Regions from separate parts of the Homo sapiens genome. Here region 1 is linked to region 2. The links are chromatin loops, found by intact Hi-C in ENCODE. Cell type or tissue: heart left ventricle. All regions are shown on one strand. Links, peaks and the distances in the headings refer to the core of each region. The heading gives the core; the rest is flanking DNA. Region 1 has its middle 5.6 kb from the start of UBE2E1. Region 2 has its middle 92 kb from the start of UBE2E1.

The links. A loop is a pair of places that touch in the nucleus more often than their neighbours do. Peaks named below come from ENCODE experiments on the same cell type or tissue, not always from the same donor. Only the 100,000 strongest peaks of a DNase experiment are listed, where the experiment ranks them.
Region 1: a loop joins it to region 2, with 2.2 times the contacts of the local background. A loop is called at or near these places in 7 of 110 quality-filtered maps.

What each region holds. Positions count from the first base shown.
Region 1 is chr3:23,797,623-23,803,007 of GRCh38, reverse strand. No RefSeq gene overlaps it. Among named protein-coding and RNA genes, the nearest start is that of UBE2E1, 5.6 kb to the left of the region's middle. In heart left ventricle, for the core only: a CTCF peak has its summit at 2,080; no DNase peak of the experiment used is centred there.
Region 2 is chr3:23,710,876-23,716,260 of GRCh38, reverse strand. No RefSeq gene overlaps it. Among named protein-coding and RNA genes, the nearest start is that of UBE2E1, 92 kb to the left of the region's middle. In heart left ventricle, for the core only: a CTCF peak has its summit at 3,176; no DNase peak of the experiment used is centred there; H3K4me3 peaks cover 1,229 bases; H3K27ac peaks cover 1,846 bases.

The DNA.
Region 1 (5,385 bases), core at 77-5,076, 87 kb before region 2:
ATGTGCCTGGAATCCCAGCTACTCGGGAGGCTGAGGCAAGAGAATCTCTTGAACCAGCGAGTCTTGATTGGAGGTTGCAGTGAGCCGAGATCGCGCCACTGCACTTCAGCCTGGGGACAGAGCAAGACTCTGTCTCAAAAAAAAAAAAAAAAAAAAAAAAAAAAAAGCCAGTATGTCTTATCCAAGGTCATGCAGTAAGTTGGTGGCAAAATTGTTGTTATGACCCATGCTATCCACAGATGATCTTGTCAGTTCTGGCAATATTGGAGTGGGAGAAGAGCCTCAATTACATTGCAGAAAAATGTATTAAATATAAAAGGGCCGGGTGCAGTGGCTCACGCCTGTAATTCCAGCACTTTGGGAGGCCAAGGCAGGCAGACTCCTTGAGCCCAGGAGTTCAAGACCAGCCTGGGCAACATGGCAAGACTGTCTCTACAAAAAATGCAAAAATTAGCCAGGCCTGGTGGCACATGCCTGTGGTCCCAGATACTTGGGAGGTTGAGGTGGGAGAATCACCTGAGCCCCAGAGGTTGAGGCTGCAGTGAGCTGTGATTGTGCCACTGTACTCCAACCTGGGTGGTGGGAGTGAGACCCTGTCTCAAAATAAGTAAATAAATAAAATAAATATAGTAGTCTCTGATAATATTTTCGAGAATATATTAACAATCAAGACAGCTGGGAAAGTGGGAACATGGAAGCAAGCTAAGGGAATCACTGAATTTGTAACATGGTTGCTTGAACTAATGACTGCTATTGAAGTTCCCCAACCCCACCCTCATCCTGAGAATAGTCCTCATTATTTATTTATTTTGCCTATATGGATATATTTTAAATAGATAATACATTTTCATGCTATATTATTCTAAAGAAACCAGAGAGTATGCCACGAAAATATCTTTCTGCCCCTTCCCCCACCCCTAATTTCCTTTGGAGAAAGCAGTTTTCGGTTGTAGTCTATGCATGTGTAAAGCAAATGCATACATATGCACTGAATGCTTTGATAGTAATGCTCAATTTACATTTTAGAAAACCAGCCAGTCACAGAAGCCCAAGTAGTATTACACTGTGACATCCTGTGGACTTTGAGAAAGTGGGCTCCAGTTTTTATTAATACCTATTCCTGGTTTTCAGAATGACCCAACTCTCCTTCAAGTCATCTTTAGTGTATCAAGTACATTTAAGTAGAAACACTTGAAGATCAAGGTGCTAGTTGATCCCTAGGAGGTGAAATAATACAGTTGAAAGAGGGAGACTTGGTTTAACTTTTTGACTTGTTGCTTACACTGAAATTCAAGTATTTCATAAAGATTCTCTTTGGCCAATTTCATGTCCAAAGAATTGTCAAGCAAGTTAACGTTGGTTAATATAGTTTTTTAACTTACCTTATTGCTGAATAGAAAGGATTTCCTTTGCTGGGCGTGGTGGCTCACACTGGTAATCCCAGCACTTTGGGAGGCTGAGGTGGGCGGATCACCTGAGGTCAGGAGTTTGAGACCACCCTGGCCAACATGGTGAAACCCCGTCTCTACTAAAAATACAAAAATTAGCTGGGTGTGGTGATGAGTGCCTGTAATCCCAGCTACTCGGGAGGCTGAGGCAGGAGAATCTCTTGAACCCAGGAGACAGAGGTTGCAGTGAGCCGAGATCATGCCATTGCACTCCAGCCTTGGTGACAGAGTGAGACTCCATAAAAAAAAAAAAGAAAAAGAAAAGATTTCCTTTTTCCATCCAAAGAAAAAAAAATCTTGTGTTTGCAACTTATAAAGAATTTATATAAAGCCTTTCTGGGAAAAATGGACTCACTGGATTTCAATCGACTTGTTTCATTTTATAATTCTCCTTTGGCTGAAAAATCCATTCCTTGTAAGAAAGATAAGGAAAGTTCAAAAACAAGGGTCGATTCCATAAAGACGAATGTGATCTGGGGCATTTACCTTCAATTTGGGTCATTTTTCCATAGGCCTTTTAAAAAAAATAAAATAGCACTGATCCCATTGAAGGGCCCTAAGCACTATCGTACTTTATTGGCCTGAATGTTGCTAACACAGGAAGGTAGGACAGAGCTAAATTATTTTTTTCTACCACATGGAGGCATTGAACAACCATGTGATTTTCAAAATTTATCAAGACTTGGTAAGAGTCTAATGTTGTCTCAGGCAAGGGCAAAAAGGTTGATTTGATGTCCACAAAAGGATAGTGATTAGTATGAAAGTACTCTTCTCAGTTTATAATGTAGCATCTCCTCTGTAGGACCTATTTTTTAAACAAACTAGCCTTCTTCAACTTTCTATACATTGATCACACAAGAATAGACTATATTAGAATATGTAGGATTATAATTTGAGCAGTTTGGTTCATTAGTCTCTGAAACCTTTTCCTGAATTGAACACTCTTCCAGTTTACTGAAATTTGGAGGAATAAAATAGTAGGGAATAAATATTTTTATTTCATGTTCTTAATTATCTATTGTGAAACTTTTAAAAAATATCAACTTCTCCACAGTTCCATGGTGTGGCAAATCTATAGTCAAGGATCCAATTTGAATCCAAAATTTACCTCAATAATTGTAAACCCCAGAAGCAATTGGCAGCAAAGATACCAATCTCGACTTGCTAAGCCTACAGGACAAGTTCTGTCTTTGCCACTGATTGAACTCATGGCTGTGCCTCAAATAAATTAATCAACAAATATTTATTAATTAGTCTGTGTAGGCTAAGTACAGTGCTAAGTGCTATGACAGATGTAAAAAGTTGTTTCTTTTTTTTCTTTTCTTTTTAGAGACAGGGTCTTGCTCTGTCACCCAGGCTAGAGTGAAGTGGCTCAATCATAGCTCGCTGTAACCTCAAACTCCTGGGATCAAGCAATCCTCTTGCTTTGGCCTCCCCAGTGGAGTCACTGGGATTACAGGCATGAGCTACCACACTGGACCCAAGATGTAAAGAGTTCCAAGAGGTACCCTCTGGCCTCCAGTAAGGACCAGAGGAAAAGGGATTAGAGCTGAGCCTAGAACGACAAGTAGGGCTTGGGAAAATGAAGAGACATTCTCAGGTATTGAAATGACGTTGAAAATGATGTGGAAAAACATCAGACCTGAAATAGACTATTATTAAAATATAAAATTACATATATATAAATTATAAACTGTAAAATATATTATCAAAATAGTATTTTATTAGAAACAAAAAGAAACTGGCCTTTATTCTTTAAAAGCATCACTGGCATGAAAGACAAGGAAAAATTGAGACTTTAGATTAAAGGAGACTAAAGAAGCACAAGAACTAAATATAATATGTGATCCTGATCAGACACTGTACTGAACGGCAAAAAAATTATGAAGAACAGAATTGGGTCAATTGAAAAAATTAGAGTATGGAAGTTAGATTAAAGTATTGTATCAATGTTAAATTTCCTGAAGTTGATAACTATATGAAGAATATTTTTGCTTTTGGGAAATAGACACTGAGCTATGAAGGTGTAAAGGCACGTGATATCTGCAAACTATTTCAAAGAGTTAAAAAATGTTACTAATTGGTAAATCTGGGTAAAGGGTATATGGACGTTTTCTGTATTATTTTTGTGACTTTTCCATAAGTTCAAAACTTAAAAAATATAAATATGTAGTTACCTCAGAGGAAATGAAACGGAGTGGAATGAAGGAGAGATTGCTAACTCATTACATATTTCTGTATCATTTCTTAAAATAAATGTGCATTACTTTAGTATACTTTTAAAATCCAACCACTGAATCTTTAAAGAACAAAAAATATCTATGGAAGCAGAAAAATGCAGAAAGCGATTAGGAAGACCATGAATAGACTAATTTGGTTGAAAGACTCAGAAAACTAAGTGAACAGAGAGGAAGAAGGATGAAAAGTAGGTACCAAGAGCTTGTGGAGGGGCTCAACAGTGAGCTAAGAAGCCTGGATTTCATTACAGGATAAAAAGTACAAGGGATAAACATTACAGGCATTTTAGCCTCTGGGTATTTTAAGAAGATTAGTTTGATAGAAAAGCCAGAAAGGAGTCAAGGAAACCAAGGAAAGACGCCATTGAGGAAGTCTAGGCTTGGGGAAGCAGCTCCTAATTCCTAATTCTCCGTACTTATTTTAATTAATCACTGTTTAATGTTGAAGCTCTGGGAATCTAAGTCCCATGTTAGAGAATTTGTCTGCTTAGAACTGTTTTTAGAACAGTGCTTGGCCCTTAGTAGGCATGCAAGAAAAAGTTAACCAAGGTAGGGAATGAAAGATATCCTTGCCTTTAGTACTATTCCTTTCTTTCTCTTTTCCCCATCTCTTCTGATGTTCCGTGATTCATGCATACATGATTACACCATCAAGCAGTTGACAAGGAACGTGTGGGTGGGTGTTGTTCACTGAAAGAGGGTGGGTGACCCCAAGGTGAAGCCTAAAGTGACCGCCACCCCCCAACCCCCAGCATTGTAAGGAATTAAAGCCTTGACATCAGAGTCACAGAATTCCAAACCGGAAGAACTCTAGAGACCATCAGGTGTTCCCCGTTCTTTTGACAGTTGAAGACACTAAGGTGCAGGAAGAAAGGATGAGTTTTCTGAGGTCAGGCAAGTAGGTAGCAGCAGAACCGAGACCTTTCCCTTGAGGGAACCAAAGTTGACTATGGGGACTTGTGGAATCCACATCTCTATACTTCAAGCATGGAGCAGCAGGCAGGGACTACAGAAGCAAGAGGAAAGCTCCATGGAGGCATGTTCTCATTCTATCTACCCAGCTACTACTGCTTTCCAGGATCTGGGCTGTCTCATAGTCTTTGATGTCCACCCAGTAGTGAGCATTGGGCTGGACACACACACACACACACACACACACACACCCCTTGTTTCCTGAATTACTTAACTGAAAGTTAACCTAAGGCTGGGCGTGGTGGCTCAAGCCTGTAATCCCAGCACTTTGGGAGGCTGAGGCAGGTGGATCACAAGTTCAGGAGTTCGAGACCAGCCTGGCCGATATGGTGAAACCCCGTCTCTACTAAAAATACAAAAATTATCTGGGCATGGTGGCGTGTGCCTGTAGTCCCAGCTACTCCGGAGGCTGAGGCAGGAGAATGGCTTGAACCTGGGACGTGGAGGTTGCAGTGAACCTAGATCACACCACTGCACTCCAGCCTGGGTGACAGAGCAAGATTCCGCCTCAAAAAGAAAAAAAAAAAAAAGAAGCCCACACAGATACTTTCCCAACGTGATTGAGAGGATAGAAGCAAAGATTCCTACATCCCCTTTTCATCTCTGACTTTAGTCATCTTGAAAAGTCTCTTCAGATCTTGGTGAAGTAGTAGGAAACAGGAAAATGGTGAGCGTAATCACTTTGGTTTTGTGGCTGAAACTACACACATCACCACTGGGTTCTCCAC
Region 2 (5,385 bases), core at 74-5,073:
GCCAACACAATATTGAATGAAAAGAACAAAGTCAGAGGACTGACACTACCTGACTTCAAGAACTACTATAAAGTTGTAGTAATCAAGACAGTGTGGTATTGGCCAAAGAATACACAGATATATGGAACAGAAGAGAGAGCCAAGAAATAGATCTATATAGTCAACTGACCTTTGACAAAAAAGCAAAAGCAATACAATGAAGCAAATATAGTGTTTTCAACAAATGGTACTGGAACAATTGGACATCCACGTGCAAAAGAAAAAAAAAGAATTTAGACACAGACCTTACATCCTTTACAAAATTTAACTCTAAATGAATTGTATACCTAAATGTAAAATGCAAAACTGTAAAACTCTTAGAAGATAACATAGGAGAAAATCTAGGTCATCTTGGGTATGGCAATGACTTTTTAGATACAGTATCAAAGACATGAATCATGAAAGACAGAATTGGTAAGCTGGACTTCATTAAAGTTAAAAATTTCTGCTCTGTGAAAGACACTGTCAAGATGGTAAGATAAGACACAGACTGGGAGAAAATATTTACAAAAGATATACCTGATAAAGTAATGTTAACCAAAATTTAACAATGAACACTTAAAACCCAACAATAAGAAAACAAACAATCTAATTTAAAAATGGGCAAAAGACCTGAATAGACACATCACCGAAAAAGTTATTAAGATGGCAAATAAGCATATGATATTCAACATCATATGTCATTAGGGAATTGAAACATAAAACAACAAGGCTAGGTGCAGTGGCTCACGCCTGTAATCCCAACACTTCGGGAGGCCTTGGTGGGCAGATCACTTGAGCCTAGGAGTTCAAGATCAGTCTGGACAACATGGTGAAACCCTGCCTCTACAAAAAAATTAGCCAGGCATGGTGGTGCATGCTTGTAGTGCCAGCTACTTGGGAGGTTGAGGTGGGAGGATCATCTGAGCCCAGGGTCGATGCTGCAATGAGCTGTGATTGTGCCACTGCACTCCAGCCTTGGTGACAGAGTGAGACCCTGTCTCAAAGAACAAAGAAACAAACAAACGAAGAAACCCAATGAGATAGCATTACACACTTATTAGAATGGCCAAAATCTAAAACTCTGACAACATCAAATGTTAATAAGGATGTAGAACAACAGGAACTCTCATTCATTGGTGGTGGGAGTGCAAAATGGTGCAGCCACTTTGGAAGACAGTTTGGCAGTTTCTTACAAAGTTGAACATACTTCTACCATATGATCTACCAATTGTGTGCCTTGGTATTTACCCAAAGGAGTTGAAACCACACCCACACAAAAATCTGCCCATAGATGTTTATAGATTTATTCATAATAGTCAAAAATATGGAAGAGGGAATCTGGATGTCTAATTTCATATCAATTAAACTTTCAATCAATCCTGGTTTTAGCCCTCACACTACACTAGCATTTAGAAGTATTTGGTCCTCCAAATTCTGAGATTTTCTAGTTCTGCTGAGCAAATCTGTCCTCGATTCATAGGAAGTATGTTTCAGTTTCTCAGTTCTGCTAAGTCAGCTATCATTTTTCCATGTTCTTTTGCCTTTCCACAATTTTATTAACATTGCTCATCTGCTGCCAACTCTTCTCATTCTCTTTGTCCTCATGGGTTTAAATTTCCTCATGGGTTGAAATTTGTTGTCATTTGTCCTCATGGATTTAAATTTGCTGTCATTTTAGTAGGGTGTGGGGAGAGGGCAGAGTTAATGTGTATGTTCAATCTGCCACATTTAGTCAGAAGTCAGAGGTGATCTTCACCATTTGGAAATCCTCCTTGGCTGCTAGAGACCATGGCCACAGACACTCCATTTTTTGAAGGTTGGTTGTGTAGCCAAACAGTGTTTGAAGGGCCCAGCAGACCCCAGAACTTCTGTATGCCCTTAGTGCTGCAGTGCATGTGGTGGCTTGGGGAAGGTAGAGGAAGGAGAGGTCTCAGCCCTTTGAAGAGGAGCTCAATTATAAGTAAATCTGTAAACTGTAAACCTCACTACAGCCCTATTTTCTGGATAAGGAAACAGTGGTTCAGAGAGATGATGTGACTTTTCAAAGGTCTCATATCTGGTTGATGGCAAAGTGCGGTGAGACCCTAGGCTTGCCTGGCTTTCCACAGTGGTCTTTTCCCAGTGTGAGAGATTATTTGGTTCCATTCTCTACCTCTCCTTGTATCCCACCCTTTACAGTTTTGTGTCCTGATTTTGCATTTGACCCTGTGACTTGGTTGGGCTAATGGAATGTTCGCTTGTGTGATGTCGCCAAAGGTTTGAAAAGTGCTTGTGCATTGGGTCTGCCTCTGCTGCACTACAGGTCTCGGAAGAGGAAGGGAGACACATAGAGCAGATATGCCCAAGCCCAACCAGCCCATATTACCAGCCGACTTCCAGCCAACCCACAAATCCCCAAGAATAAGTAATTATTGTTTTAAGGCAGTGAATTTTGGGGTGGTTGGTTACACAGCATTTTTGTGGAAATAGCTGATATACCATGTCATAGAAACTCCTGCCATCAAGATAAATTAACAGATGACTGATGATGGGGAGTAATAAAAAGGTCCAGCATCTGCCTGGCTGGAATTGCTAGATTTAGTAAATAAAAATACAGAACCCAGATCAATTTACATTTTAGATAAACATCAACTGATTTCTTAGCATAAGTATGTCTCATGTAATCTTTGGGAAGTACTTCAAAAATTATTGTTTCTTTGCATGACACATTTCACTGGGCATACTGTTTTTTATCTGGCAACCTCATTCTGACAGATTTGTAAGAGTCAAACTACACAGAAAGCACCTGTGCATAAAAGTGGGCCTGGGCTAGAAAAGATGAGATATTAAAACAAGTCATTTTCTCTGCTCTGCACTAGGCAGTAAATGTATTTATAGGGCAGGCTTAATTTAGGTCTCTCAGGTAGCTTCTTATAGAGGGACTGAGTCAGAGAAAACCTGCCTGAAACATAAGAATGGGCCGGTGACTGGGAGAAGTTCCTTTCAGCTTTATTATTCAACCACACTAAAATCAGGGATCCATCAGGGAGGCTCTGACTTGCCTGCTTTCAGCAGCCTGTGGCTCTATAGAGAGCATCCTTCTAAACAATCTGAAACCTACATCCCTTTAGCTTGGATCCAAGAAGTGTTTCCCCAGGCTATTGCGCCATCTGTCTCCCAGGTGCCTGCAAGGGAAATGTTCTGTGGGGGTTGGGGAGAGAAGGGCTGCAGCCCTGGGCTCTGGAAGCGACTAAGAACTGTTTGTCAAGAGGTCAGTCCTGCTCGCCAGTGGCCAGTGAAACCAAGAGGCTGGATGAAACCTGAGTAAACCAAACACTGCAAGAGGTCAGAATGCTCAAACAGCCACGATGTGGGAACTCAGTTTATCCTCTGCCTCATCCCTCTCTTTAACAGTTTCCGGCAAGCCACTGTTTCTGGCTTTGCACAGCCTAATTGGCCATTTTCATGAGTAGTCGCCAACACAATCCAGGAGGAAATTCCACGCTGTCAGCCAGCAGCACAGATTGTTGCAGGAAAAATGACATAACTCATCCTCTGGGCAAACTTGCAAATGATTACAAATTTCCCCATCTCTCCTCGACTCACACAGCTGGCTGGAGAAGGGTGTAAATTTTTCCATGGAGATAGGAGACTTTTCCTCCGTGTAATTTCTTGTGATCAAACAAATCTCTATGGCTATTAATTTGCTTTCATTTCTGGTTTCATTCCCCCTGACATTCAAATAGAACCTATGTAGACTCTGCTCGTGGACACTTCCCGGGACTCGGATACCAAGCGAGACTCCTATGATGGCCTTGGTACAATGTTAGGTTCCCAAAAGGGACGATGGCCAGCTAAAATTCTGCACCTCTAGATAAATGACACCATGAAAACCAAACAGGCACAATGTGGTCATTGGTGCAGATCAGCTTTGGCATAAACCACAGCTCGCTCATCTGAGGACCAAGGTTGACTAATTCTGCCCCTGACAGTACTCTGTTTTCTCCTGACCCAGGCTCTCACTCAGATGTTGCTTGTAGATTTCATAGACTCTTCCACTTGGATTCAACTGAGTGAATAATTATTGAGCCCCATACCATGCTCATCTTACCGAGTGAGGCTCCAGGGGAATACAATAATTAATAATGCACTGGATCTAGCTTCAGGAAGCTTGCTGTTTAGAAGGAAAGGAGATCTACAAATCGCTATTATGTGAGAAGAGACCGATAAAGGACTAGCATGGAAGTAGCGGCAGTTGGAGGAGGGATTTGGAGAGATGCTGCTTGGCAGCAGAGGCCTGGGGATGTCTCATGGAGGAGGCAACGTTTGAGCTGGACCATACAGGGCTTCAGTGATGGCCCCTGGGAGGCCAGGAAAATGTAGGCACCAGGACAAGCAAAGTTGTAGAGTGAGAATCACCCCAAAGAATAGGGCTTGTAGGGAGAGAGAAGTCAGGTTTTAGTGTGAGACGAGAAGCTGAGCCTCCACTTCCTTGGAGGAGAAATCAGACTTTGTGTTCCTAACAAAGTCCCAAGATGCTGAGGGATCTTCCTCCTATAGTGCACAGTTCAATGCTTGCATCTTCCCCTCTCCTTTACAAGGCCAGATTCTAAAATATTTTACCCTGGTGGCTTAAAGGATTAATCTAATGCATATCAATGTTAAGTTATAATAATAATTTCTTAGGCTATTTCTTTAGAAGACCTCAAATAGCTCTGAGCTCCAGCTTCTCTGTGGATAAAGAGAAAGTAAATGCCCCCTGTTGCAAAAACTTCTGGAGCAGTGGGAAACCAACCTGTCAACTGAAATTGATTTATTCATTCAACTGCAATGACCCGACCCATTTAACACATCCCCTGAGAGGGAGCAGTTTTCTTCATTCAACCCATAGGATCAAGCTGATTACCATATAATAGTGTTACATCTTCATGAGTAAGTCAGGGTAGAAATTGCCATCCCCACTTAATAAATGGAGAAAATTAAACACAACTCTCACTATCACACAAGAGAGATACTTGCCCATAATATGTTCACCAGATCATCCTAACACATAGTTTCCTTAGGTATAGGATGAATCCCAGACTTCCTTTGCACCTCTATGTGTGTATTTCCCTTAACAAGAAAGCCAGATGCTATAGCACTTCTTTATCATCATAGGGAAAGAGAAATCTAGTTTTGCCCTTTCTTCCCCCACTTATTTTGAAATACCTGGTAGTCTCTGTTTTCTTCTCTATATGGCAGTTCCTTCCAACCTTTCTTGCTCTTGTTTAGAATAATTCCTTGTCAGTTCTTTCCGTGTCTACAGCCTGCAGGCTGAAGAAGAGCTCAGAGTTCCGACAAGCTAAGTTTGATTCTGTGACAAGCTGGCTCTGGGCATTAGGTCCA